Linked DNA regions of Mus musculus: regions 1, 2, 3, 5, 6 and 7 are each linked to region 4. Evidence: chromatin loops called from intact Hi-C (ENCODE). Cell type or tissue: left cerebral cortex. All regions are shown on one strand. Region 1 has its middle 38 kb from the start of Gm19585. Region 2 has its middle 89 kb from the start of Gm20098. Region 3 overlaps Tbc1d5 (TBC1 domain family, member 5). Region 4 has its middle 140 kb from the start of Gm27217. Region 5 overlaps Tbc1d5 (TBC1 domain family, member 5). Region 6 overlaps Tbc1d5 (TBC1 domain family, member 5). Region 7 overlaps Satb1 (special AT-rich sequence binding protein 1).

The links. A loop is a pair of places that touch in the nucleus more often than their neighbours do. Peaks named below come from ENCODE experiments on the same cell type or tissue, not always from the same donor. Only the 100,000 strongest peaks of a DNase experiment are listed, where the experiment ranks them.
Region 1: it touches region 4 in a loop (3-fold over the local background); 2 of 42 quality-filtered maps call a loop at or near these places.
Region 2: a loop joins it to region 4, with 4 times the contacts of the local background. A loop is called at or near these places in 6 of 42 quality-filtered maps.
Region 3: it touches region 4 in a loop (5-fold over the local background); 6 of 42 quality-filtered maps call a loop at or near these places.
Region 5: a loop joins it to region 4, with 7 times the contacts of the local background. A loop is called at or near these places in 9 of 42 quality-filtered maps.
Region 6: it touches region 4 in a loop (3-fold over the local background); 5 of 42 quality-filtered maps call a loop at or near these places.
Region 7: a loop joins it to region 4, with 5 times the contacts of the local background. A loop is called at or near these places in 6 of 42 quality-filtered maps.

The regions. Positions count from the first base shown.
Region 1 is chr17:52,185,712-52,189,711 of GRCm38, reverse strand. No RefSeq gene overlaps it. Among named protein-coding and RNA genes, the nearest start is that of Gm19585, 38 kb to the right of the region's middle. In left cerebral cortex, no CTCF peak of the experiment used is centred here; no DNase peak of the experiment used is centred here.
Region 2 is chr17:51,969,366-51,973,365 of GRCm38, reverse strand. No RefSeq gene overlaps it. Among named protein-coding and RNA genes, the nearest start is that of Gm20098, 89 kb to the right of the region's middle. In left cerebral cortex, a CTCF peak has its summit at 1,714 (motif pointing left); no DNase peak of the experiment used is centred here.
Region 3 is chr17:50,980,958-50,984,957 of GRCm38, reverse strand. It overlaps Tbc1d5 (TBC1 domain family, member 5), which reads left to right. Exons shown (of 22, transcript NM_028162.4): 4 at 284-353. Among named protein-coding and RNA genes, the nearest start is that of Gm31083, 100 kb to the right of the region's middle. In left cerebral cortex, no CTCF peak of the experiment used is centred here; no DNase peak of the experiment used is centred here.
Region 4 is chr17:52,459,686-52,463,685 of GRCm38, reverse strand. No RefSeq gene overlaps it. Among named protein-coding and RNA genes, the nearest start is that of Gm27217, 140 kb to the left of the region's middle. In left cerebral cortex, a CTCF peak has its summit at 1,705 (motif pointing right); DNase peaks (open chromatin) are centred at 1,260, 1,742, 2,140 and 3,888; H3K4me3 peaks cover 293 bases; H3K27ac peaks cover 1,233 bases.
Region 5 is chr17:50,812,086-50,816,085 of GRCm38, reverse strand. It overlaps Tbc1d5 (TBC1 domain family, member 5), which reads left to right. Exons shown (of 22, transcript NM_028162.4): 16 at 2,245-2,330. Among named protein-coding and RNA genes, the nearest start is that of Gm41598, 23 kb to the right of the region's middle. In left cerebral cortex, a CTCF peak has its summit at 1,811 (motif pointing left); a DNase peak (open chromatin) is centred at 1,806.
Region 6 is chr17:50,970,010-50,974,009 of GRCm38, reverse strand. All of the region lies in intron 4 of Tbc1d5 (TBC1 domain family, member 5), which reads left to right. Among named protein-coding and RNA genes, the nearest start is that of Gm31083, 92 kb to the right of the region's middle. In left cerebral cortex, a CTCF peak has its summit at 1,660 (motif pointing right); a DNase peak (open chromatin) is centred at 1,650.
Region 7 is chr17:51,811,328-51,815,327 of GRCm38, reverse strand. All of the region lies in intron 1 of Satb1 (special AT-rich sequence binding protein 1), which reads left to right. Among named protein-coding and RNA genes, the nearest start is that of Satb1, 19 kb to the left of the region's middle. In left cerebral cortex, a CTCF peak has its summit at 2,134; DNase peaks (open chromatin) are centred at 1,600, 2,073 and 3,632; H3K4me3 peaks cover 2,780 bases; H3K27ac peaks cover 2,816 bases.

The DNA.
Region 1 (4,000 bases), 270 kb after region 4:
TGGAACTGGAGAAATGTCTCGGCAACTAAGATCTATGTTCCTAGCACTCACATGACACTGAATAGCCATCTGTAATTCCAGTTCTAGGGGATTTGATGCTTTCTTCTGACATTCATTGGCTCCTGCATGCACCTAGTATATATAAGCCCATGCAGGTTCACAGATATACATATTAACAAATAACCCTTGGCTGGATAAAAACAGTCTGATACTCATCAGAAAATTAGTTCTACCCAACAAAGTAATAAATATGTCCTTACTCAATACTCATGTGATTAAAAATAAAGGTACAGAGCAGGACATGACACCAGATAGTGCGTACCAATATTCCCAATCAGTACCATTGCATTCCAACAGCACTGTGCTAGGTAGTAACATTACCAAATAATTTTAATTCTGCTTTCATGAAGACTCCAATTATAAACCAATTCCCTTTAGATTAAGTACACTTTGATAGCAGTTCCCTTATACCAAAAAAATAATGGGCTGTGAGTATAGTTTCAATGCTAATAAGAGGTAGTTAAACAGCCTGGAGAAGTTCATTTCGACTATGTTTTCATTGCCATCCTAAGCAGTGCATAATGCCCTTCGATTATAGCCTTAATGTATATCAAAAAATAAGTTCTATGACAATTTATCTCAACTTAATTGTAATTTCATTTCTAGGATGTTGCCCCTTTAACAAATAAAAATTCTACATGTCCATTCCATTGTTCTCAAATTAGGCGCTACCCGTTGAATGAATAGCAGGAGAGAGGGCTGCCGATGAAATCGATGCTATCACTGTCAATAAGTAATGAGACTTGCTCAGCCACCAAGCTTGAATTGAGACTCTTTCCTGTTCCCTGAAAGCTTTACAGATAAAACAATATTGATGCCTGAAAAATAAATAAAATTGTGGGTTCCAGCCTACTATGAGCAACAAAACAAGAGGACACATTCAAGAAGTCCCCAGGTCATGTGAGAAAGCTTTTGTTTAAATATCTTACTGGTACCCACATACATTCACAAAACACACCTGCAATACATGTGCAGCTCTCTGCACTTCATCATTGCAACAAGCCAATGGCCATCATTCTGACCCAGAAACTGAACATTCTCTGCATCCCAGAATTCATCATCACCCCTGCGGAAGGATTCTCAAAGCTACAGTCTCATTAGTACTGACTCGCTTTGCTGCTTGGATTTCAACTCAATAGAGTCAAACACTTTTGTGGCTATCCACTATCTACTGAGAATTCTGGTTTCTAGATTTAGCTATATTGTTCTCACACACCCACCCCCTCGTGTGTGATGTGTGTGTGTGTGTGTGTGTGTGTGTGTGTGTGTGTGTGTGTTTGTGTGTGCGTGTGTGTGTGTGTGTGTGTGTGTTTTCATGGTTTTTCATTTTATAAGCTGTCTCAGTGACTTTACACATTAACTCAAAGAAGGAGCGAATACACCCATAGGTTCAGTACAAGACTGTAGAGGGACCTTTGATTATGAATGGTGAAGGAGCCCATATCTGGAAGGGAAGGCCCCATATCTTCCAGAAGATTTGTGGACATTAAACAGCTGCTGAGAGAGAGAGTCATAGTCCTTAGTATGTTGCCTCTATTTAAATAAATAATGTCTCCTAATCTTCACTTATCCAAGCAATGAAACCTAAATAAGTACAGTGAGCAACAGATAAAAGACATGGAGGTAGAAGGGACATTTGTTGGGAAGAAAGGTATTTGGTAGAAGGGAAAAAAAGACAAGAGAAGATAATTAGAGGGTTATGATCAATGTAAATTATCTGTATACATGTAATTGCTAAAATAAATAAATAAATAAAAGAATTTTAGGATGCCATACTAGCTTTTGACAATTTGACACAAACTAGAGTCAGCAGGGAAGAGGGAAACTCAATTGAGAAAATGCCTATAACAGATTAGCCTATAGGCAAGTCGGTGGGCATGTTCTTGATTATTGGGAGGGCCCAAGACACTCTACACCTCAGCACATGGTCCTGAGTGGAATAAGGAAGCAAACTGAGCAAACCATGTACAGCAAGCCATCCCCCTGTGGTCTCTGCTTAAGTTCTGCATCTGATTTCTTGCTGTGAGCTCCCACCTTAGCTTCCTTTACTGATGGTTGTTACCCAACAGCCAAATACACCCTTTCCTCCCCAAGCTACTTTTGGTAAGAATGTTTTATCCAAGCAACAAAGGTGCCACAAGGAGATATGGGTAAAATGTCTTAAAGTTGTTTCTTCTAATAACCATTTTTAACACCTTTATTTTAACTGTAGTTAGACAGAAGAGCACAGTGGAATATCGCGCTTATGATTTTAAGGTATCTGGTTTCAATAATTAGCTTTGAAAGACTCTATTCTGTGTGTGAAATGTTTGTGACAGATATGGGGGTTAATGGAAAGGGGGAAAAAGGAAAGCAACTCAGAATTGTTCATGAACAAACAGTTGGACCAACTATGACTTTGCATGTGATAGCGTAAACAGCCTTTCAGTAGTGTGTGTGATTGACACAGCCAGGCAAGATGCACTTCAGGACATTATGTTTAATGAAGACTGTTATGGAATCTTATATATTGTCTGATTCCATCCCTGTAGCATTCTCAATATGACACTATCACAGAGATGAAGAGGAAATCAATGGATGTCAAGAGACAGGAATGGATGAGGAGCAGGAAGTGGTGGGCTGGGATGGGTACCAGTTCAATAGCTGTGTCTTCAGGCTAGCTGAAGTTCAAATGGGGCTCAGTAAGCCATACTCTAATCTGTGTATAGTTTTGTGTGAACCTCTCTGAACACAAGTCTGGGCTCCTTAGATGGTGTGACTGCTTTCCAGGTCATCCAGCCCTTGCCACTCATTCTTGAATGGTAACATTTTCAATGTTTTCAGTGTTTTCTTGTTTGCTAATACCCTTCCTGCTGTTACTTACCTGACCCATGTAAACCTCCAAGTTGGGTGTCAAGTAGATATCACCTCAATCTTGTCATGTTGCCCACTTCTGTTCCCCTACACAAGGCATTCTTCATTCTTCTCCTACGCTTCTATGGCTATTCTTGTCTAAATCTTTAAAACATTTCTTTCCCTACATGATCTTTTTCTACAAAGCTCCTTCTGTCATTCAACATCCATGCAGATAAGTGATTTCAAAATTCTGGGTTTTCATTTCTCCAAACGCTTCACACTACTTCTGACATTCTTCCTACCCTTGGCCCTTTGCTCCCTCAAACAGAACCTCCACTTGGATTTAAATCTCCCCTCTCCACTCTCTGACTTCTCTACTTCCAGCTGACACACTGTCATACCCGAGCTCAGCACTACCATCCAAAACCCATCGTTTTAGCTTCTGAACTGCCTTTGGCTCCTCACATCTTCATACCACCTCTGTCTTCCTGAAAGTTCTGCGACCACTCTTTATAGTCTCTTCTTTGCACATGCCCTGTCAGCTCTGCCCCTTGGGTCTACTCATTAAAAAAAAAAAATGCAACTCTGGCTACAGCCAACTCTCCTAGTAACCTCACTTGCACCAGTGAAACTAAATGAGGCTGGAAATAAGCACAGGACTGCTGACTGGCCTCACTTTAAATTCCAGCTCACTTCCACAGGAGAGCCCTTCATGTGGCCAGACAATCACCCCACAGCTCCCCACTCCACTCACTGTCCCGCTTTCCAAGGTGACTACTTGTAACTTCTCCTCTCCCCTGAAATATTTAAGTTCCATCTTCGTCTCAAACATTTTGCTGAGTAGAGACAATCGGATGAGAAGTTCTGGATGTTGCCACATCTCTCTCTCTCACTCTCTCTCTCTCTCTCTCTCTCTCTCTCTCACACACACACACACACACACACACACACACACACACACACACACACACACACACAGACAGACACAGACACACAGACACACACACACATACCCCTCTACCTTCATCAGGTCATGTGGCTTTACCTTTCTTTTTACTGAGTGCAAGTTGTTTCTTTCCTGCACTTAGAAATTTTTTAAGGTTTC
Region 2 (4,000 bases), 490 kb after region 4:
CCTGGACATTGAGCTCCGATTACCAGACTTGGCAGCAAGTACCTTGGCTGACTGTGCCCTTTCACCAGCCCATGACTTTCAATGTTCAGACTTGCACTGTGATGGCTAAAGTTATGTTTTAAGTTTAAATTATTGTGCTTAAGCCATTTATCTTTAAAAAAAAAAAATGCCTCCAACCTACCTGTAAGCCCCACTTGCCTGAAGACAGAAAGCTTCCTGAAATGCTGGGGGCTGTTGTTCATGTAGGAAAAACAACCGTGTGTTTTCACTCCTATAAATAAGGTTGGTTGTTCCAACTGCAGACAGGTTGTGCTTGAGCACACAGAGGCCAGAGGTATAGAGGCAAGAAGTGCATAAGTATGCTTGCGCCCACTGGACAAAGGCATGAGCTACAGAGCCCTGGAGGGTCTGCCTTTATAAGTGCCTGACTAATGTAATTTGTGGCCATTCTCTGGGAATCCTGGATATGTCCCTGGGCAATGTGCATCTTCCTGGCCAGTATTTAATAAAGTTTGCTTCAAATTTGGCTCAAAAGAAAAATTGTAGTAGTGGTCTTATTCCACCTGGTGGGATTAACAGTGCCTTCAAGGCTTTCCTTCTGCAGGTCCATCTCATTCTGAACCATGTGTCACCAAAAATGGCACCAAATCTAGCCTCTTTGCAATGAACAAAGTGCGCGGCGATGGCTTATTCTTAGAAGGAAAATCAAACGGACCGACATCAGTTCAAGATATAATTGTCAAATAGATTAAACGCTTCTTGCATTTCTTATCTTCTCATCCCACGTTCTTACAGGCTACCCAAGTGCGTACACACATACACGTTCACCACTTCCCATTTGCTGGAAGCCCTCTGTTGGGAATCCCCACCCAGGATGTGGTGGGTGCTCAGGTGTCCAGTCCCTTTACTCTGGGAGAAAAGCTCACTGCACAAGTCCAGACACCCATCCCAATGACAGAACACCAGCTTCTTTACCCTCAAAGGGACTGCCTTTCCTTGAGGCATCAGCCATGGGTGTTATTACTGGATAGGAGTTTAGTGAGTTCCCTATTTGGCCAATCAAGCAAATCAAACTCAGTATTTCTGGGAATCCTGACCTTCGCGACTGACATATTCATATCTACACACACAAAATCTCCACATATTTGGCACTTCATGACCTATTTGCCTGTATCAGGAGATTTTTCTGTTTTTAAATATTAAAAGGGGTGAAAAGTTCATTTCCGTGTTAGTGGAGGGCAAACCCCATGGTAGCCCTGTTGCTGCCCGAACAGAATTTTCTTTCTGAAAAGATTCCTTGCCAGAGGTTGAAGGTAGGGGTCTGGACACGCGCGCGCGCGCACACACACACACGCGCGCGCGCGCGCACACACACACACATAGAACATTTTAATCAAATCACAGACTTCTTTGCTTGAAATCTTAGGACTTAGCTCTTATGGACTTATTTAGTTCACTCAAAGCAGCTGGTTCCTTGAAACCAAAGGCGTTCCAGACAAAGGCTGTCATGGGAAAAAGCGAGCTTCATGTAAGTTTCCTTTTGTCTCCAGTAGATACACGGCTTTTTTTTTTTTTTTTTTTTTTTTTTTTAAGATGGACGAGTAAGTGCCCTGAAATCCAACAGAGCAGGGGAGCTCTGCTCTGCTGCCTGAAATTTTCTACCCTCTGGGAATTCACAGCAGAAAAGACGTCACTCTACAATGCACCACCTAGTGGCCAGTGTGGAGAACAACAGTCAGAGGCAAAAACCATTTCACTTTGGGGACACAAATTCTCAGGGCACTCTTTGGAAAGATATGATAGTAACTGGATGAAACCATTGAGAGAACTTACCTGTTGGACACAGAGGCACACACTTATAATCCTAGTACTCAGGAGACTAAGACAGAGGAAGTTAATGTGAAGTTAGTCTGAGCTCCATAGCAAGACCAGGTCTTGATAGGAAAAGAAGGCAGCGATTAGATAACCATACTTCTGATACCGTCTTCTGCAATTGAACCCATCCGGTGATGATATTATGGTGGTGCTTAAGAGACAATGCTTTGGAGAGCGACAGATACGAGTGAAATCCTGACTTCTCTAGTCACTGGAGCCCTAACCTTTGACATATTATTCTGCTTCCTGGGTCTCTGGAATGGAAGATGGCAATGGCACATGCTCTGTACCTTTGTTTTTTAAGAAGTAAAGAAGCAAATGACATGATGCATGAGGAGGGGTTGGAAAAAGAGTTTAACTGAATGACATAAACACAATGCTTTTTGTGCAAAGCCTCGCTTCCCTCTTAGAAATCAGAGTCATGCTTTTATGTATGGCCAAGCATCTGATGACAGAGTTGCCTATTGAAGGAACTGCAAGATCTTTTATTAAATCAGGACATGATTCTTGTGATTCTTAGGGTCAATCAATCAAATCCAAGCAATGTCTAGCCTCGCAGCTCTATGAAGTGGATGTCTACCTGCTGTCAATGGAGACAGAAAGTGCTTCTCCCCTTTATCTTCATTGATCCACGTGGCCAAATAGCCATCTCAAACCATTAGAGGTACATGCCAAATCTGTAACCAGTCTCAGAACCTAAAGCCATTGTCCATTCAGGAAAAATGACTGAGCACTTAGTGGTAGGGGATTACAGCTGAAGGCAGCTTACTCCAACCAAAAGTCAAAGTTTTCCTGCTCTTTTTCTATTGTGGTGGTTTGAAAGTGCTTGGCCCATGGGAAGTGGCACTATGAGGAGGTGTGGCCCTGTTGGAAAAAGTGCACCACTGTGAGGGTGGGCTTTGATGTTTTATGTGCAAGCTCTGCCCAGTGTGGATGAAATGCTCTTCCTGTCTGCCTTCAGAAGAAGATGTAGAACTCTCAGCTCCTTCTCCAGGACCATGTCTGCCTGGACACTGCCATGTTTCCTGCCATGATGATAATGGACTAAGGCCCTGAAACTGTAAGCCAGCCCTAGTTGAATGTCTTACTTCATAAGAGCTGCTGTGTTATGGCATCTCTTCACAGCAATGAAAACCTTAAGACACCTATCCTATTCATCTCTACTTTAATATTGATTTTATAGATGCATTTGAAAGCACTCAGACCAAAAACCTTAGCATCTGAAAAATACATGGATGAGCTGTTTAGGAAAAGGCAGTTTATAGAAAATTATTTTCTGAACCCAGTAGATCAGCTTTGAATGATTGCCTAACCATAGCTCAGTAAGAAAAGGATTATTGCCTGGTGACTTGTATTAACTTGACACACACTAGAGTCATCAGACAGGAGGGAACCTCAAGTGAAAAGAAAATGCTTAATCCATAAGATTATACTATAGGCAGGTGTGTAGGACGTTTTCTTAATGTAGTGATTGTTGTGGGGGGAAGGCCAAGCCCACTATGAGTGGTCCCACGCTTAGCTGTGGTCATGGATTCTGTAAAAAAGCAGGCTAGGCAAGTCATGAGGAGCTAGTAAGTAGCACTCCTCCATGACCTCTGCTTCAGCTCCTGCCTCCGGGTTCCTGCCCTGACTTCCTTCAGTAATGAACAATGATATGGAAATGCAGATGCTGGCAAGGATGTGGAGAAAGGGGAACACTCCTCCATTGTTGGTGGGATTGCAAGTTTGTACAACCACTCTGGAAATCAGTCTGGCGGTCATAGTACTACCGGAGGATCCCGCAATACCTCTCCTGGGCATATATCCAGAAGATGTTCCAACCGGTAAGAAGAACACATGCTCCACTATGTTCATAGCAGCCTTGTTTATAATAGCCAGAAGCTGGAAAGAACCCAGATGCCCCTCAACAGAGGAATGGATACAGAAAATGTGGTACATTTACACAATGGAGTACTGCTCAGCTATTTAAAAAAATGAATTTATGAAATTCCTCGGCAAATGGATGGACCTGGAGGGTATCATCCTGAGTGAAGTAACCCAATCACAAAGGAACTCGCACAATATGTACTCACTGATAAGTGGATATTAGCCCAGAAACTTAGGATACCCAAGATATAAGATACAA
Region 3 (4,000 bases), 1.5 Mb after region 4:
TAACAAAAGTTATCATACTTTGCCTGCTAGCAATTACTTTGGCAGTCTCCTACCCAAATTAAGAGTTTTGATATTGGTTTGTATGTTGACCTACACGTGAGTTTTTAACCTAAAAGCTCTGAGTACAAAAGATAATTGGGAAGATAGAAAAGGGCAGGATATATATCTATTGTTTTGAAATTTTTTACTGTGAGACTACGTAGAGCTGTCACATAGTGCTTTTTAATGGAAATACTCAATTTTGCAATTTCTGTTATTTCAGTGTTTCTATTTTTGTCTCTAGGAGATCTAAGTCAAAATGGAAGAGGATCAAATTCTACCTTAGACACTGAAGGGACGTTCAATTCATATATGTAAGTGAAAATTACATACATTCACAGCTTTTGTTACAAGTTATGTTTACAAGATAGCATACCAGACACATACTTTTATAGAATTCTGGCCGTAGAATAGCAGGAACTAATTAATAACCATGCCTTTAAAATATCTCATAGATAAAGGACTTTGTGGTACACGACAGTCTGCAAGGTTAAGAAATAACAGAAATAACCTTCTAAGTTCTTACATGCATATTTTATCTTTTTGTCTTGTTAATTTTATAATGTTTATTAATTTTCTACTTTATTACATTAAAACCAAAGAAAAAGAAAGATTATTTCCAGTAATATTTGAAAATGTATATAATGGAACCAATGGAACTGATTTTCCTTGTAGGAAACCCCTTGCAAATTCAGTACTAATATATTTAAGCATTATAAGTTGCCCTTAGATAAATGAAAAATGATTTAATTTATATACGTTATTCTAATGAGTAATTATTTAGTTCTAATGATGTGTCCCAATGCTTTGGAACATGCACACACACTGTACACTTGACAACACATTTGCATACTGAGTGAGCTTCCATAGAAAGATACCAAATTTACTCCGTGATCTTTTAATGTCTTTATTTATGGACCTACTTCATTTAATTCATTGGAAGTGTGTCATTTATCTCTTCAGGTTACAGGCACTCTGTTAGCAAGGGCCCTGTATACAAAAAGCACTGGTAGGAATGTCGTGAATAATACTGTATTACAATCTGTTTATATTTGACCTTCTTATGTCATGGTAGTTGGGGTTTGTATAAGTTATCCATTTGTCAGTTGTCACTTCTGTTCCCACAGTGTTATAGAGGGATGCTGTCACAGCTGTGAAGCTTGTACATTGCCACCGTGTTTTCACAGTACCCATATTACCTTTATATGTTGCATTCTCCAGATCCTCCTTTTAGTCTTAAAGTATAGTGTATAGCTTGAAATATGGCATATTAAATAATAGATAAAATTGCTAACTGGGCATGCCATTGCTGATCAAAATAAATAACAGAGTTGAGTATAAAAGAAAACCATATGTTACACTTAGCATAGAACTGAGGAATATTCATACATGTAAAATCTATGGTTATGATACGATTTTTTTAAAGTACAAATTCAATGAAGCAAATGGAAAAAAGATATTGCAAAGGAAAACCATTTCTTTCTTATCTATGTACATCTTATTGATAAATGTTACAACTACATTCATATTTTAACTCATTATATTAAAAAGGATGTTTTAATTTAAAGATAGTTATTTTATGCTGTCCCTGACTTGTTCAGAGTTTAAAATATTTCATTGAGTGGTAATTTTGTTTTGAAAAAGAGCTATTGTTACAATGTATTGCCCAGTGGGTACTTGTGTTAACTAAATATTTTTAATTAATGCCCATCACTGTTGTAATATTAAGGCATTAATTTATTATAATTTAAAAGAGCAAGGTAAAAAGATCAACTGGTATAGTTTATGATAGTAGGTTTTTGATAGTTGGCAAGGCAATGCTGCTATTAAATGGTATTATAGTATTTAAGGTGTTAAACTAGGATTCCTTTTTACCCTGTAGGCAATAGCTCTTATAATGTAATTAACTTATTTTTGAATTTGACATTTAGGTTAAATGTAAAATTCATTGAAACACAGCTCTAGGGTATATTTTCATATTGATGTTAACTGACTAAAACCAGAAATTCATGCAGATTCGCACTACAGGAGTAGCAGAATCTGAGTTAAAATTTACTTTTGAAAATGTGAATTCTTTTTGTTATCATTATAGCTCTTTTAAACCAATGTGAAATAGTTTACCAGAAGAATGTATATCTTTTTTGTATAAGTTTGCCCTATCTAAAGTGCCTCAGATATCTTTTTTTGTTTTTATTACATGTGTATGTGTTTCTTTTGAGAGACTTGGCTGGTGTGCAATTCACTATGTAGACCAGGCTGGCCCTGAACTCATAGAGACCCCCCAACCTCCACCTCTTTAATGCTGATGTTAAAGGCATGTACCACCACAGTTGACTATAAATCTGTATAGTTAAGACAGTTGATCCTTTCAGCCTAGCACAAGCATTCCCATGCTGTTTTCTCGGATAGGTGCAGCCGTAGAATGGCTATACAGTGTTTAACATGTCTCTTTCCCACGAGTATTTAAAGGACTGAGAGAAAAAGTATGAATGAAAGCTTGTAGACAATGGGAGCGTGAAGCCAAGGAATTGTTACTTACGGTCACCACTGTCAGCTGCTAACATCCTTGCCTTGTTTCATCAGTGGGCTCTGCCCCCTTCTATCATCTGTCTTGCACTGGGCACCTTAATCTTGGGAGTGTTTGTCTTTTTACTCAAGGCTTGCACACCCCAGCAGCAGAGTAAGCTACGCTGCATCTGCAGCACAAGCTTTACTTGTTGTTGGAGACAAGGTCCTAATGTTAACTAAGCCGACCTCGGGCACTGGGATGCACCTGCTTCCGCCTCTCATGGAGCTGAGACTCCAAGCCGGTCACAGCAGTACTGCTTCCCATTTCCCTTCTTGTGATTGTATTATTGTAAAACAAAGTTGCCAAGTTTCAAGAGTCCATAGTTTGTAGGGCTTGCTACTTTAAAAAATATCTCAGTACTGTATATTGGCTGATAATCCTGACTGCAAATGCCTTGATGACTTTAAGTGGTTCTCCTGTGTGCACACTTTGAAGTGTGAGAAATTGAGTTGACATGAATAGTGTCAAGTGGTCAGGGCTGAATATTAGTTACTCTCATGTTACAACACTGTCACTGTCAGCTCTGTTGTCATCAAGCTTTGGGAATTGGTTGTATAACGGAACATAACTTCTATTTTGTTGTTGTTGTTGTTGTTGTTGTTGTTTTTTATGAGGCTGGGTTTTTCAATGTTGTCCTGGATGTGTTTGAACTCTCTATGTGGACCAGGCTGACCTTGAGCACTCAGTGAACCACCTGCCTGTGTCTTCCTAGTGCTGGGATAAAAGGCTTTTTCTATCATTCCCAGTTAAAAAGAAATCTTGCAGCGCAGTCTCTGAAACAGTGTTTCCGAAACAGTGTTTCCTTTACCTCTGTGCAACTAATTCTACAAATGTTAAAGATGAGGGCAAGCTGTTGTACTGTCAATGTCACAAATTAATATCTGGAAGTAGAACAAGTAAGTTTTGAAATTTAACGCTCAGGGGACGCTGAGTTTAGCCTTTGTGTGCCTAGTGCTTATCTGGAGGCTTTATCTGGCATTTGTATCTTTATGTAGTCTTCCTTCAGTGATTCAAATAGATTATAGTTATAATTAGCTCCTAAAACACCAATAAGATTATTATGCAATGTCTTGTTTTAGAAATTTTACTTAGAATTTGATTACATATCTCCTAACCATTTAAAATTTAAAATTTCTAAAAATTGAAAAGGCATTTTTGATTTTATAGATCATATTTTATACTTTTTAAAGGCCAATGTTAATGTCTTTTGTCAGATATTGATCTTTCTTTATTTCTTATATAATAATTAAAAGAGAATCTTGCAGAATATGGGAGAAGATAGTTTCTCTAAGTTCTGAGAAGATGCCTGACAGGCTATGTATGTAGCATGAGGTCACATTGTAAAAGAGATAATCTGTCTCTACCCAACACCTCTTCTCAAGGACAGCTGAC
Region 4 (4,000 bases):
GCGCCATTCAAACCTGGGTTGTTCTATTGAACAAACAGGCAGAACAAAAGGGAAAGGAATCAGGGGATTGGGCATGGACTCTTTGGGGAGCTTTCGGCCAGGCACCTATTACCTGACAAAGAAACCACATGGAGGACACCTCCCAAGAAACAGTGAAGAAAAGGGAGGGGGAGCTGCTGAAAGCAATGACAGGAAGCCTTAGTTGTTTTGAAGTCCGCTACTTGGAGAAAAGCAAGCCATTCTTTTTAATATTGAAGTTTGGGCTAACTTAAACTGAAGTAGCCCTATTCTCTACTGACCTAGCTGTGCTTCTGACATGACTCATATTGCAAGTGAATGTGAGAGCATCAGAAAGCTTTGTTTGCCCTCAAGAGAAAAAGTAGTATATGAGCAATTACACCTGCATTTGTCTGCGAAATGGGTCAGTAGGTCAGTGTGTCTGCTGCTAAGACTGAGGGTCTGGATTCTGTCCCCGGGATGCATAGAGCAGAGGGAGAAGAATTGACTCCTAAAGCGGTCCTCTGACTTTAACATACATATCCTGGCACAGATGTGCATGCGCATGTTTTACATACGTTACATGTTCATAGGTACAATTAAAAAATAATAATTACTAAAGCTCTGTAGTCTTGATTCCTGGCAACTGACAATGTTGTCCAGGATTGGCAAGACTGCTTCCATTTCTACCCTGAATATTGTTTACCATGTAAAACTTCCAAACAAACTGTGAGGTAAATAAGAATTGTGGCCTGGAAATGCCTTGACAAATACAAAAGCTTTCATTCCTTAAATGGGATCCCTAGAACAGCATTGAGAGAGAATGTTTCTATACCTAGAATTGTATTACACACACACACACACACACACACACACACACACACACTCACACACACACACACACACACACACACACACACACACACATTGCATTCATCTTGTTGCACGGACAGCTACAATTTTTCCTTGATATTTAAAGTCTCATGTATGCAAGAGCAGATTCCTGTCAATGTCGCAGTAGCTTACTTCTCCATTGAATATGATCTTAAAGAGGGGAAAGTCTGTTTAAAGGGGCATCTTCTGGCAGTCGCCACTCTAAGCATGGTTCAACACCGTGAGGACCTGTGCGGGGGCTTTGACAGATGCTACATTAGACCAAGTGTTGTCCCATCAGGAAGTCAGATCGAATAAGTCTATTTGAGAATGGATGAAAGGGGCATGGGAGGCCCATCTGCGAGTAACTGGTCGTGTTGTAGGCTCTTACCCTCAAAGATGAAAATGCCTAAACGAATGAGCACAGTCTAGACTTAATTCTACACCAGAAATGCTCCCTCAGGAGATTATGAATGCTTTGACTTATGGAGTCTAAATACACTTCTGAACCCTATAATGAGAGCCAGACAGCCTTTCCCCCAAATACTCATTAACAACTTCAATTTTTTTTCCCTAAAATACGGACACTACGCTGTTCCAAAGGAAGATTTTTCTCTGCATAAGAGCAATGATGAGCACAGAACAGCTGGGTTCCGCTGTCTCCTCAATCTACAAAGCTTACACCATGCTAAAAATAGGACCAGTGACTGGAACCTGAAGGAAGGGTCTCCAAACCAGGTGCCAGTAGGTATACAGCAGGTTGCACAAAAGTCTAAGCATCAGGAGAGACTTTTCACCGCTCTCGATTTCCTGAACAGCAGTCCTGAAGCCTGGCCACAAGAGGGAACCATTGTTCAAATGTTGGAATCATTTTTTTTTCTTCCCCCTCCCCTCCCCGAGGAACTCAGCCAGCTCAAATCCCTCTTTAATGTAAGAACCTGATCAAAAGGCTTGAACAAAAAAGTAGAGACAGATGTGATCACGGACACAGTTCTATTTTGGATGGCTGAATGATCAGCTTTTAAATACCTGAGTAACCAAAGGTCTGTCATCCAGTAACAGAAACCAGAGAGGCAAGGCCTTGTACTGACAATAGAACGTCGGGCCTTTATTTTATTTCTTTCATTGGTTCTACTTTGTCTGAGCTGAGGAAAACTTTTAAAACCAAACAGCAAATATTAGAATGTAAGGAAACAAACAGAAATGCAGACTTTTAAGCTCAAGATTGTCTCCCGTCTGTAGCAAGTGATAATGCTGATCAGAAACGGGAGAAGGGCGCATGTGTCCTAAGGAGTTCTTGCTTGCAGCCCCGTGAAACAGCGCGACTGGCAAAATGCAGACTAATACGATAGAAGGCATACAGGATGGCTTCCTGGAGGTCGTGTGCCACCAGGCTGGCACAAATCCAGTTTCCCAACCAGAAGAAGGGCAGAATAAACTGGAACGTGCTTGATGCCAGTCGGGCTTTCATAGGAAAACAGATGACGGCTAAGATTATTAATCTTGACAGTTTCCTGATTTATTGGGATGTTGTCATCTTCTCCTTTTGTATAATTTGCCAAATGATCATAGTATTAGACTTAAGGAGGCAGCACCCAGGGCCCCCTTCTTTGGCATTTGCTTCAACAGTAAAACATGAAGGCTTGTTTTGAGGCAAAGGTGGACAAATTGAATTTTCACAGATGTATTATCATTTGAGAAATACCAAGTCATGTTTTATTGTGACTTTTGATGTAAAGATAGCTTTATATGTATTAATTATAGAAAACTGCTCCATTTATTTAATAAATATCAGGCCAAAGGTAAGAAATTTAAAATCGAGGTCTCTAGCAATCAAAAGCAAATGTTACTGCTTAGACTAGGATACTGATAAACAAAGAAAATAATCAGAAAATAGCAGCTAGGTTTAAAAGCCATTCCTCTGCACAGTGATTTCCCAACAAAACAACAACCTGCATGGGAATTCTTTCTTTGAATTGCTCATGTAAAATCACAGAAATAATTTTGAGCTACTTCACCATAGATTCAAAATAAGGAATCATTTGACACATTTTATAAGTGGTTGCCTTCACCAAAGTATTTTTTTATATTCTATTTTTTGTAATCCCTTGCATTTAAAATAGCAACAACAGAAATTAATCTTCAGTTTTTAAAAAGGAATTACAATTAAAGATATTTCCAACTAAAAAGAGACGTTATCCCCAAAACAGGTTTAGCAAACTATAAAATCTCTAAACTTAAAATGCTATAATTGAACCCCCTCCTCTTTTATTAAGAAAAGCCATGTCTGCACCTATGCTTTGAGACATATTATGCAATAAACAGCAATCAGCCTAAAGATGCCATATCAAACAAACCAAGTTTTGTTTTGCTAAACTAAGCAAAATTAGTTGAATGCCCTAAGTAATAGTTGCTGGTATTTTTTTTTCTAAATTATTTCTCCACTTGTTTTTGTGTCTATGCATAAATTAAAAATCTGCTGAAATTTATTATTCATCGGAGATGTAATTAATATGCAAAATTATGCAAATTAAGATGCAATTAGGCTTCAATTCTCTAGTGGAATTTTCCATTATAATTTAATACAAAGTAATAGAGTAATTGGTGTCACGTGTAATTACGGTTACTCACGTGTACTTGCAGACGTGCAAATGATGTGGTATATGTTAGTTACCCTATGCAAATGGATCACACAATCTCTTAATACTTGGGAATGAAGTAAACAAAGATGGTCTTCAAAAAAAAAAAGGGTGAGAGGGACCCCTCTTTATTCTCATGTGCTTACATGAGAACTGTGTGAAAATTGTATCTAATTTCCCTGCCTTTCTTTCTAAGAATTTTTAACTTGGTGTTGTTTGGTGCACTGTTTATTACTTTAGAGAAATAATTTCTAGTTAAAAAAATATTTAAATAGAGTCCTAATAAAGATTCTAATGCCGCATGGATGCTACCAGGGTGAGAGCAAGCAGAGCAGAGCTCTGTTGAGCCGGGCACAGGCTGTTTCTGCATCAGGCTCAAAATTCCTCGTCTCTCAAAGAATATCAGGGAGCCTGGCTTGCCAAGGGAATAATCCTTACATTTTCTTATTTCCTGATGACAGAGTTGACCAATTCATTTGCTTTGAGAGCTG
Region 5 (4,000 bases), 1.6 Mb after region 4:
TAATAAAGTGTTGAAACATTAGGAAGGTTATGAACCACTGCTTTAATTGGTGTGTGCAAGCACGTGTGTGTGTGTGTGTGTGTGTGTGTGTGTGTGTGTGTGTGTACATTTGTGTCTTAGATAAGTTTTACTTTTGTGACCCACATTATATTTTTCATGGTGCTTGTGCAGATCATATGTGTGCACATTTCTGTTTTAATGGTGCACTGTCTTAACAAGAGACTTTTCCTTTCACAGAACTGAACACTGAGTCCCTTTTTATTTTCTTGCTTTTTCAGTAGTTATTCAATATCAAATTCTTTTTGTTTTGGTTTGTATTTTTACTTTTTGTGTTGTTTCAGTACTGCAAGACTTTAACTATCTCCCTTTGATTCTAGCAGGTCTCTTAGGAATTTAAATAGGTCTCAGTGAAGGCAATATTGAGTCCATTCATGTGTTCAAGTCACATCATTGTTCCTAATAATGGCTTTAAGTGCCTAGATAGATCAGCACTTCATGTCTTGAATTGCTTGTCATTTCTTTGTAAAGATGTCTCAGGGACCATTCCCTGGGACTGCTCTTTTAATATTTTCTAACAAAAGTAGCATGATACTTTATTAGTTTGTTGAAAGTCAGAAAAGAAACCTCTTTTATATTTGCAAAAACAAAATGCTTTTCCAGGTTCAGAGAATAAAGAGCAGAATCAGTCATGAATCGTAGTTTTGTAGGAGGTAATTTTTAAAATAGATGATGAGCAGACTCTGACCTGGAATGTATTCTGCCAGTGGCTTTAACCTCTATTTTATTTTTCCAGTATACTTGGGTCTAGGTTGTCATCAGCTACCCTGAGAAACCTATATAATTCGGAGAGAGAGAAGTTGCAGTTAGACTTAACAGTATGTAGTCACGGAAGCAGCCGTTATCTTCATCAAGGCAATTCAGATTTGATTATTACAGATCTCTGTTGAATACCAAACCAATGGAATAGTAGCTGTAGTTAAATCAGGGGATTGTCATTTCTGTCAGATGATTAGGGCTGGCTTGGAAGAGATATGAACAGGCTGCGCTGTGTAAATACTCTCAGCAAAAAGAGAAAAGGTCTTTCATGGCCATTAAGATGCAGCTTATTAGCTTGATGAATTTCAAACTATTTAACCTTAATTATATTTCCTCTATACCCCACCCCAGCATGCAGGCATATCAGTACCTTGAGATGATATCTCCAAGGGTTGGTATCTAAGCATAGCCGTGTTTTTCTATTATGATAAAATTCAGCCATTCTGTTTCTAACTAGATCTTTCAGAGAACAGTGCATGCTCTGGTCTAAAGACCTAGTTGTTACCTAAATTAAGTGCCTACGTGGACATTAGAAAACATTCAGATGTTTATAAAACATTTTAGAGGGAATTATGTAATTTATTATGTTAGAGATTGTAATATACAATTAAATTATGGTGTAAATGTTATGATTTTATAAAGTGCAAGTATATTTAATTTGTAATAGTCTGTGAGGAGGTTAGCACATTAAATAATTAGTACAGTTTAAAGAATAGCTGTACACTTAAATGGACACACCCAGTTTAATGGTTTGAAGACATTCCTCCCATACTATAAATAATATTAAATGACAGACAGGGCAGAATTGACACTTTTATAGAAATGTGCATTGGCCCTTTTTCATTGGCCAGTTTGATGGCCATACTTCTAATATTTCCATTGGCTGACACATTTTTGGTACTTATTAAACTCATGAATAAGATTAGATGACATAGAAATTGTTAACTTTAAAACAATTCATTTTTGGCAATGGAGGACTCGGTGTGCCATCTAGTGGACATATTTAGATTTCTGGCCATCAAATATTTAGGATTGTTTTTACCTTCTCCACCTATTGTCCCTTGGCCTCTTTTGATTATTCATGCTTATGTTGCAAACCAAGTAATTATTCAGTTTTGCTGTAATTTTATCTCATTTTTGAAATATATATTTGAAAGTGACTGAAAGCACCAGAAACCAGCCTAGCGACACTGATGCATTCGCACAGCAGCATAGGTCACAATGGAGTATGCTTGATGTTTCTCAGTTTTCATCAGCCAAGAAAGAACCACTGGAACAAAAGTCAGGTCTGATAATCACTAGATGGCCACCTAGCCAGGTATGATGATTATTAGATGTCTGATATATGCTCCTTTAGCCAGGTATGATAATTACTAAATGTCTTATATATGGTCCTTTAGACACTGTTTTGTATTTCTTTTTCTTTAGAGAAATCCAAGGCCGGCGACTTACCAGTTCCACCCCAACTTAGACTACTACAAAGCACGGGGAGCCGACCTTATGAACAAAAGCCGGTGAGTCACTGTCCATCGGCAACAGTTGTGAATCACAAACAGTCATGAAGCCATGGGGAATTTGTACATCTTTCCTAAGGACTGTTTTCTAGACTTTAGACTTTTTTATATGTAATGAATCTTTGTTTGAAGTTCTTTAAGGTATCATAAGACAGTATTTTTATGACAGTGGTAATATGAGTTAATACAGCACTGTAGTAATCCACAATCCATATGTAGTATCCTCAGCACACTGACATAGATCAACCTCAGGACACAGCTGTGCCACTCCTGAGCATTGACCCACAGGGCTCCGGAACATCGTGTCACAGAGTCACTGGCCCATTCCCATTTGCTGGATAACTATTTGTCGTAGTTTTAGAGCTAACCTAACTGTCCAATAACATAGAAGTGGATAGAGAAGATGTAGTCTATATACACAATGAAACCGTTTTAATCCACAAAAGGCTGGGAAGGGAAAAAGAAGGCAGTATTGGCAGGATATGTTCAACATATAACATATACTTGCATGAAAATGTTCTTTTATAACAGTACCGTGTACAATGAATACATACTATGAAATTTTTAAATATATCAAAAGAATACATTTTGAAGTTACCAGCTTCATATTTCTAACACTAATAAACATGAATAGTTTCTACTTGATATAATCTCTTTCTGGATCTTTACTGTTGAATGAAAAGAGGCATTTCTATGATGTATTTTTAAATTATTTCAGTAACAAAATTAAAATTGCGTTTCCCAGTTGACTTTGAAACTACAAAATAAGCTTATAAATGCATCTTGTGTGTGCATCAGTGATTGCATACATAGAAATCTTAAGGGTCACTGTAGGAATAAAAAACCATTAAAATCGTACTTTTAAAAGAAATTAACATTGGCATAAAGGGTTGATGAACAGTTTTGTTCTTTCATAATACTGTACTTAGATGTCTCAAGAGTTAACTTGTCAAACCAAAACCATTTCAAATTAGAATGCAATTTCAAAGTTTACTCTAGAAAACAATGTTAGCAATGATAGATAAATGCTGCCAAGTTAACCAAATTTTTTTCTTAAACATTTTCCTGTATGTTAGCTTTTCTTGTGAATTCCAGCAGCCTAAATATACATTTCTGGAGTGCAGACCTACAGTATGGTCTGCATTGAACTGACTGCTGCTTAGGGGCTGGTGGCTCCAGTGCTGTGCAGGAGTGCGGCGAGGAGGCAGACTTTTACCTTCAACCTGAACCCTGGGTTACAGCAGTGAGACACTACAGGACTGCTACAAAAGCGCCCGCCTTGATGGAAGCGTTTGTCTCTTACTTAATGTAATCATGAGATCAGCTCCGTGGCCCGTGAGACTGCCTGGAGCTCCATTCTATTTGTTCATTTCATCTGAGTCTTATTTCACAACTAGTAACTAGTTCGTTTACTTCAACAAATTTTATTGACTGTTGGATTTTGATTATTTCAGGCACCAAAGGTACCCATGTAACAACCACACTCAGATCCTTACTGTCAGGAATCCTGCCTACCCTTTGTTTTTGTATGCTTAGATGCTTAGTTGTTGTATGTTTAAAAGAAAAGGGAATATTAGGTTCACTTAGTATATAAGGTCTCTTGTTTCTTTTACTTTTTTTTTTTTAATTAAAGGTCATTTTATTCTTTCTTCTTTTTTTAATTTTTTTTT
Region 6 (4,000 bases), 1.5 Mb after region 4:
TTTTCCCTTTGTATTTGCCTTTAAAATATAGTCATAAATGATATGACCATGTTTTAAAGCTCATCTTGTACATTAGAAGTATAAAATTGTGCATACCTTCTAGTGATCACAAGGTTTTCCTCATCAGCTACATGACCATCTCTGAGATCTCCAGTCCCATTACTTCCTGGTCACAGAAGCCAGCGAATCTTCCTTCACTTTCTTTTCCCACATTCTTTTTTTTTTTTTTCTTTCACTTATGGTGATATAACCCTTTTCTTCCCCACTGAACAGTTCCTATATTGTTAGATGCCAAAATAACTGTGTGTCCAAATGATAGAGCTTTCCAATATCATATATCCTTTCCCCTTCCTGTGGTTGTTTGAGTTTTGTTCTCCCACCTCTTTTTCTCTGTGTTGTCTGCTGTCTGAGGTTTTAAATCATTCCTGAGGGACACTGTTCACCTCCAGATATCGGAAACTCGGGTAGAAATAAATCATCATACAAATGAGAGACACTCTGTCTATAGAATATAGACATATTCTGTAGTTTATGATAAGTTAGATCACTGATTAAACTTCTCTAAATTTAGCATATAATTATGCATCACTTCAGTTACAAAATTATTAAACAATAGATTTAGAAGACACCAATTAGAAACTCCAACAGCATGTGTAAGTCCTGTACACACAAGAAGTCATTTGCAATGAATGTCTGCCTGAGAGGGAAAATGAGTTTTCTTTAATAGAGTGATACTTGGTATATTTCCACAGCCCTGGACAGGCCTCAGGCTTCAACACAAAACTGACTTCATGCTTTTACCATTTGGTTTTTTCTCTTTGTGTGTTCAGTGTGTGTGTGTGTGTGTGTCTGTCTGTCTGTCTGTCATCTGTGTGTATGTCTGTGTCTGTGCTTATACTTTAGGACTTGGGTTTTGGTTTAGACTTTGACTCTTTTAAAAGAGAAACAATATTAAATGGGATGAGAAGAGAAGGTGTATAGGCAAGGAATTGAAGAAGAGGAAAGAATATGACCAAACTATGTGTGAAAAAAAATATATTTTGGAACATGAAAAATTTAAGAAGTTTTACATCAATTCTTGATGAATATTAGGAAACATTAAAGTATATAATTGAAAATAGATATCTTTGTAATCACTCTGTATTCACTTATTGAGTATTCTGAGTAGTTTCATAGGATTAGCTGTTGTGACACACACCTTTAAACTCAGTACTGATGAGGTAGAGGCAAACGAATCTCTGTATGTTTAAGGCCTGTCTGATTCAGGCTAGCCAGGGCTACACAGTGAGATATTCTGTTAAAACAAACAAAACGATTTCCATGTCAAAAATAAAAATCAAGAAAAACAAGCCATTGCAGGAGGTTAACTATGGGACTAAGTCTTATTAAAGGAAATTCAGCAATTGCTGCAAACAACAACAGTAACAACTCTTCTGGTTTGTTGGTTTGGGTTTAGAGTTTTTTAAGGAACAATTGCTCAGTTGCTACAGACTTGGCCAGTTTTATTCACTCACAGTAATCTCTTTGAGAAGTACCCGGGTAATTTCAAGTTCTTAACACCACTTTATCATATGAATCCCAAGGCCTGCACTGCTAATCCATTATCAGCATCTACTGGCTGATTGTTTTCAGGGATCTGGTACCTGCAATGGTAGAGTCCTTGCCACTTGGTGGCACTAATGCTTTTTTTAAGGAGTGATTAAAGTCTAGGTCTCTACACCCAAACTCAGGGAACATCATAGAAAAAAGGACCTAAAGATTGTAAGAGCCAGAGGGCCAGGATGTCAGCTGAAAGTTGTGTCTTCTATACACAACAGGGAAACTTTACCTATGAACTTTCAATGATACCATATAACACAAAAACAGTGACACCATTAGTTGCTAAGCCATGAAGGATGAAGGATATCACTCACACAAAACCCCACTCCTAGGTGAAGAGCTACATTGACTGTCAAGGGAGGAAAAAATATGACTTCTCTAGGCATGAGCCCGTCTAACTGGTTATCCAGCACCAAGTGGTAAGCCTTATAAGCATTCACTTGAGCAATACTAACTAAAGCAACTTAGTTCTATATTAGTTTGTGTGTTTATAAAATAATAATATTAATGAAAAAGAAACCCATTAATTTCAGTTATTTGTGAAGATGTGGGAAGAGGTGGAGGGAACACAAGGAGTGGGGAGATCATGTTAATACATTACTCATGAAATCTTTTAAAAAGTAAAAATATAAAGAATTCTTAAACATTTAGATATACCAGACCATTCGTCACTGCTTATAGTCATAACACATCTTCCTCATTCTGACTATTAAGAAGTTATTTTCTGCCCTTACATTGAATATTAACTCACGTCGGAGGAGAAGAAACGATTGTGGTCTTTTTCCTGCTTAATAGACAGAGCTCATTTCCCTTGTGTCTGGGTTGCACTGTGTCTTTTAGTTTACTTGTTCTAGAAGGGCACTTTTCTTAATTTACATTGATTTTTTTTTTATTTCTCTTTTGAGCAGTTTTATTTTTCTAACTATTTGTTTCCTTGTTTGAAAAGAGGAGTTAAAGACACATATCCAAAGAGACTAGTTCCCATAGGAACTAAAAGTATTTGGCCTAAAATATTAGAATTAGCATTTTAGCATTTGGTGGCATCACTGTCAGGTTTTGGTAACCCAGATTACCTGCTACCCTTATGTGTACTTTCGTGCACATATATTTGTCAGTCTAAAATATAGTATAAGATATAATTTCCTGACTACTTTTCCTTTAGTTTTGCTAAATAAACTGGAAAAAAAAAACTCTACCAGCAGGTCTTTGGTATTTCTTATTATTTTATCTTAAGTTCAAAATCAGTTTTATCACTCATGTATGCTCATTAAACAAACAAACAAAAGATTATTTTAGTTTGGCTCTTTGGTAGTCTGTTTAACTTTAGATAGATCTATTCTTGTTACAAAATTTAAGTAGCTATAATTTTAGTTATTTGTATTTGGAGTTTTAATTATAATAAAGCCAGTTTTTTCTACCCAAGAACTTTGTTAAGCTTATCATCATTATTTTAAAAATTCATGAATTCACTCCCCTAGCTTCACACCTCAATGAGGCTCTATGAATTCTAAGCACTTGGTAAATACTTCATAAATATTACTTTATATTATAGTTTATTAGTCAAATACTATTCCATAGAAAAGACAGTATCTTAAAGTCTTTATGTGTCTTTTTTGTTAGAGCTCTCATCAATTTGAAATGGTACACCTTAATTAGAACTATACATATGAATAAGCTTAGATGATTGTAAATTTCAGTGATGTTTCTAATTCATTTGCCTCAGTCTCTTTCTCTGTACCAGCCTGCAGTCAAGGTACAGGCTCTTATTCATGGTAACTAATAATTGTGTTCCATTATTTAAGAAGCACATAACTTGACCTTAAAAGCCTGTTGCCCTTGACAGGATAGGATGGCAGTCCTGCCACTAGCCACAGTTAACCTTCTGTAGCTTCTTCACCCTCGTGAATAGGAACTCATTATGGAGGGGACTGGAAGGCACTAATTCATACTTTTCCCTATTCAAAATTACTGGTGTTTTCAGGTCATAAAAGTGCTTGTTTTTGATTTGTTTGTTAGAAATTAAGTTTAATTTGGGATTCGAAGTGAAGATATGCTTCCTTATCTCATCTTTTAACACTGATTGCTAAGTACTTCATAAAAACACATCATGGGTATATATGTGGAACTATTTTGAATTGAGAAAACACTTACTTATTATTTAATACAGTAAGTCCAAATGTGTATGGGTCTGGATTTATCTACTGGGACATGGGTAATCTATCAGTGGCCACACTCCTAAAGAAAAGTGACTCTTTGTATTAGTCAAGGTTCTCTAGAATAACAGAACTTAAAAGAATGAATCTTATAAAATAAATTTATTAAGATGACTTATAGGCTGAGGGTCCAACTACTCCAACAATGCCTGACTATGAATGGATGGTCCAATTGTTTAATTGTTTAG
Region 7 (4,000 bases), 650 kb after region 4:
GCATTTTGTCATATTTATTTGTGTAAAATTATTGGAGAAACATAGTATTTTCATTCCCTTGTAATACGACATCTCAGAAACCTTTTTTTTTTGTTTGTTTTTAGTGTTGTTTTTTAGCTCAGAATTTGTCTTGACCAACAGCTAGCTAGTCTGCTCCTTCTTTTTTTTTTCTAAGAATTCAATTGAAGTTGAGTTGCATTAGTAAGTGACATATTGCTGTCTTTATAGGCCTGTATAATTTTTTTTTCTCTCTCTCTTTTTATTATTGTTTCTTAATGCATCCAGCATGACACTAGAACACACTGTTCCTACTAAGAAAGGTCAGGTTTCAGGGAAACATGTCAGGCATTACCAATTTGAAGGACTATTCAGTTATCCACACTGGAGACTGAAAGTTTAATGTATCCTATTGAAAAACATCATTGTTCTTATCAAGATAATCATGTTTGTTCTTTTAAATATCAAATATCTTTCAAAATAAGTTTAGCCCTCTAGTCACAATACAGACTCCCACGCAAGTGCTATATTTGGCTGTATTTGTATTTTCCTTATTGATTATTATACTGTAAATAGCCTCCACATTTCCCACACATTTCAACTTTAAAAAAATGTACTCTTAGTCTTTGTGGCGAAGGTGGTTTAAACTTCCTCTGTTTTGGATGGTATGTTTCTGCCTTGCTATCACATGCTGTTTTTTTTTTTTTTTTTCATTTCTCAAGGCTTTGGTGCCAAGATTCACTGTTGCCTTCCTCAATTTTGACTAACCTTTCCGGTTTGTGGTCGAACCTGGGTACTCTTGGAGCAATCTATTTTCTTTGTGCTCCTCCTAAACTTGCACCCCCTACCCCACCCCAGGAGGCAGTAATTTCTCCTACTTTACCTTCTGCTTTTTTTTAGATTTCTAGTGTAAACAGTGTGCCTGAGAGTGTATTGGTCGCTTTAAAGAGCTTCATTTGCATATCTCGTCCTTATCTCTGCGGTTGTCCTAACTTGTTGCTTTAAAAAAAAAAAGTGTATCACAGTGTTTTTCAGTTCTACACATCTTTCCCCTACTACTGTATTCTTCAAAAACAGTTCTTCAAAATATAACACTTGGCTCTTGCTTGATGAACTGCTTTCGGGTGGGACAAACCTTAGTGATTAAAAGATGCATTTTTATTTTAGATGAGATGTCACGGTGTTCATTTTTATGTGGACTGTATTTAGAAAATTACCTAAAGAAGGTCATACTGTGTAATAATGACCAATAATGTAACTGGAGATCTTTTTCTGACGACAAAAGTACTTATTGCCACAGCAGATGAACTCACTAACCCAAACTTTCCTATATTCGCCCGGTGTGAAGTATTTTAAGAGTGATGACATCTTTTCCTTTGTAATAGCAAGTCAGGTGTGTGTTTCCAGTGACCCAAATTTAGTTTAACTCCAGCTCTACGGGCCGCGTGTTTCAGAAGTCCAGAGTATCTCTGTTTCTGACTTGTTCCCAAAGCCCTTACTCAGTTGTTACTGCATGTCACTCTTGGCAGTTTAAGAGACCACATTCCTTTGAGAATAAGTACCAGGGCGAGCGTCACCAGGCTTTTCGCCTGTCTTGCCCTACTACCCAGGCACTACACGGGGCTCTTTCATCCAGCCTCGACTTGCTGCTTGTCCACCTCAAGTGACACCTGCATGCCCCCGCCCCCGTCTCGCCGGGGTGGCTCAGGGTCCCCCTCCTCCGCGCTGCCCGCACGCACCTGCCCGGGGCGCCTCCATATCCTCCCCGCGCCCCCGGCCGCCGGGCATTGTGTACACTCGGCCGGCCGCCCGCCTCTCGCTCGCGGCTCATTACGGATGCTCGCGCGCCCGGCCGCCAGCGCGCGCCCCACTCAGCTCTTCCCGGGCCGCCGCCGCCGCCCCCGCCCCTCCCCCGATCCCGGCCCTCCAGCCCGGGTTTTGAGCCCGGTCCCTCCCGGCCCTCCCGCACCCTGCCCCCGCCGCCCGCGCTCCCCCTCCCGCGCCCGGGACGCGGCGGCCCCGCCGGGGTAGCAGGCTGCGGGCGGCCGGGAGGAGGCTGCGCTGCCAGCCGGTGCCTCGCATTAAAATGAGGAGGAGGAAGAAGCGGCAGCCACAGCGGCGGCGGCGGCAGCAGCGGCGGCGGCGAGGGCTGCAGCCCGGGAGGACGCGCGGAGCCCAGCGCGGCACGGCAGCGGCCACCGCGGCCGGGATGAGTCAACTCTTGGTTTAATGGGGGCAGAGCGGCCGCGAGGGGACACGAGCGAGCGAGCGAGCGAGCGACGGGCAGCCGTCCGGGGAGCTACGCTCACACGAGCGCGCAGACCCCCGCGCGCCTCTCCCGGGCCGCCGGCGACTCCGGCCTCGCCGCCCGCGTGGGGACCCCGCCTGCAGCCGGGCACCCGCCGCCCTCCGCGCAACTCTGCATCAGTTTTGGGGGGCCTCCGGGCGGCGGCTGCGCCCCCAAGTCTCACTGCCATTGTCGACCTCCTTGTTTACCTCCGACTCGGGCTGAGTGAGAGCTTGGCGACTTTTGGGGGGAGGGGGCGGGGAGCGAGTGGCCGCCGAGGAGGAGGCGGCGGCGGGGTTGCCCTCGGATCTCCCCCTCCCCCCTGCTCCTCCCTCCCCGTCGATGCTCCCGGGCGCTCCGGGTCCCCGCGTCCATGGGCAGGGAGAGGGTCCCCGGGGTTGTTGTCGGTGACGCCGGCCTCCCAAGTGGCCTCCTAGTGCCTTCCCGGGGCTCTTGGCACGACCCTCTACCCCTCACCCTCTCAGGCCCCTGCTAGATACCCTTAGTGGGGGTGCAAGGCGGTGGGGAAAAAGTTTAAGGTTTGTTAATCGCAGTCGCGATTGTTGGGGAGGGGGAGGGGGTGGCTGGGAAGAAAGCGAGGTGGCCTTTCCACGAGGCTCCAGGGTCTCGGACGAGTCTGGTGAGGGTGACACCAAGCCGACTTTACGCGCTCTCCCAGAAGCTCAGCGGGAGGAGGGGGCGAGGGTACCTTTTTTTTTTTTTAATTCCTCTCCCCACCCTTTCTGGGGTTCTTGTCCGCAGTGATTTTTTTCCTTCTTTTTAAGAGATTCCTCTCACCACCTCCCCAGTACCACCAGTGTACAGCTCCTAACGGGTTCCGCTTTGTTTTTACGACTCCCCCCTCCCACCCCCCACGAATCACTTGTCAGATCAATTTTACCTTCTCCCTCCTCCCTACTTCCCACTCTCCCCTCCTCCCCTCCCAAACCCCTTCTCCGAGGTTAGACATTTTACAAGCTAGCTATGCTGTTATTCGAATTGTGACTTTTTCTTTTACCCCCTCCTCCCATATCTACTCTTCTAGACGTTTATTTTTGCCCTTCCCCCGCCTAGCGGGGCGGGGGGTAAGGGAAGAGAAAATAATACAATTTCAGGGGAAGTCGCCTTCAGGTCTGCTGCTTTTTTTTTTTTAAATAATAATAATAATAATAAAAAGGACATAGAAAACACCAGTCTTGAACTTCACTTCAAGAATCCCGGCTGCAAAGGAAATCTCCTTTGTTTTGTTATTTATATGCTGTCAAGTTTTGAAGTGGTGAGTTTCAGGTCGGTTTTGCTAATTTCACTCAGTAAAACTGCAGCTTTGCTGTTGCTAGATAGTAGTTTGTTTCTTTGTCTCTTTAAAAGGTCACAGTGAAAGCTTGGCCTGGATTGTGCCGGCCATATGGAATGGATAAGGGCACAGGCTCTTCAAATGTGCTACTGGGGTTCTGTCGGGCAAGGAAAGGACCCTAAGAGGAACTCTTGAAAAGGATCTCACGACGAAAAGAAAAGAGAAAAAAGATAAAAAAAAATTAAAATCAGAATTGCGTGCGTTTATTTCCTGCTTTTTAAAGGAAATAATTACTGAGATGGAGTTCATCAGCTCTGTCCAGGAAAGATCTTCTGTGGTCTTATTTTATGGACAGGGAAATGGGGTTTGGGACAAGTAGCCTGCTTTCTGGGTGCCATCCATACACTGCTCTAAAATGGCTT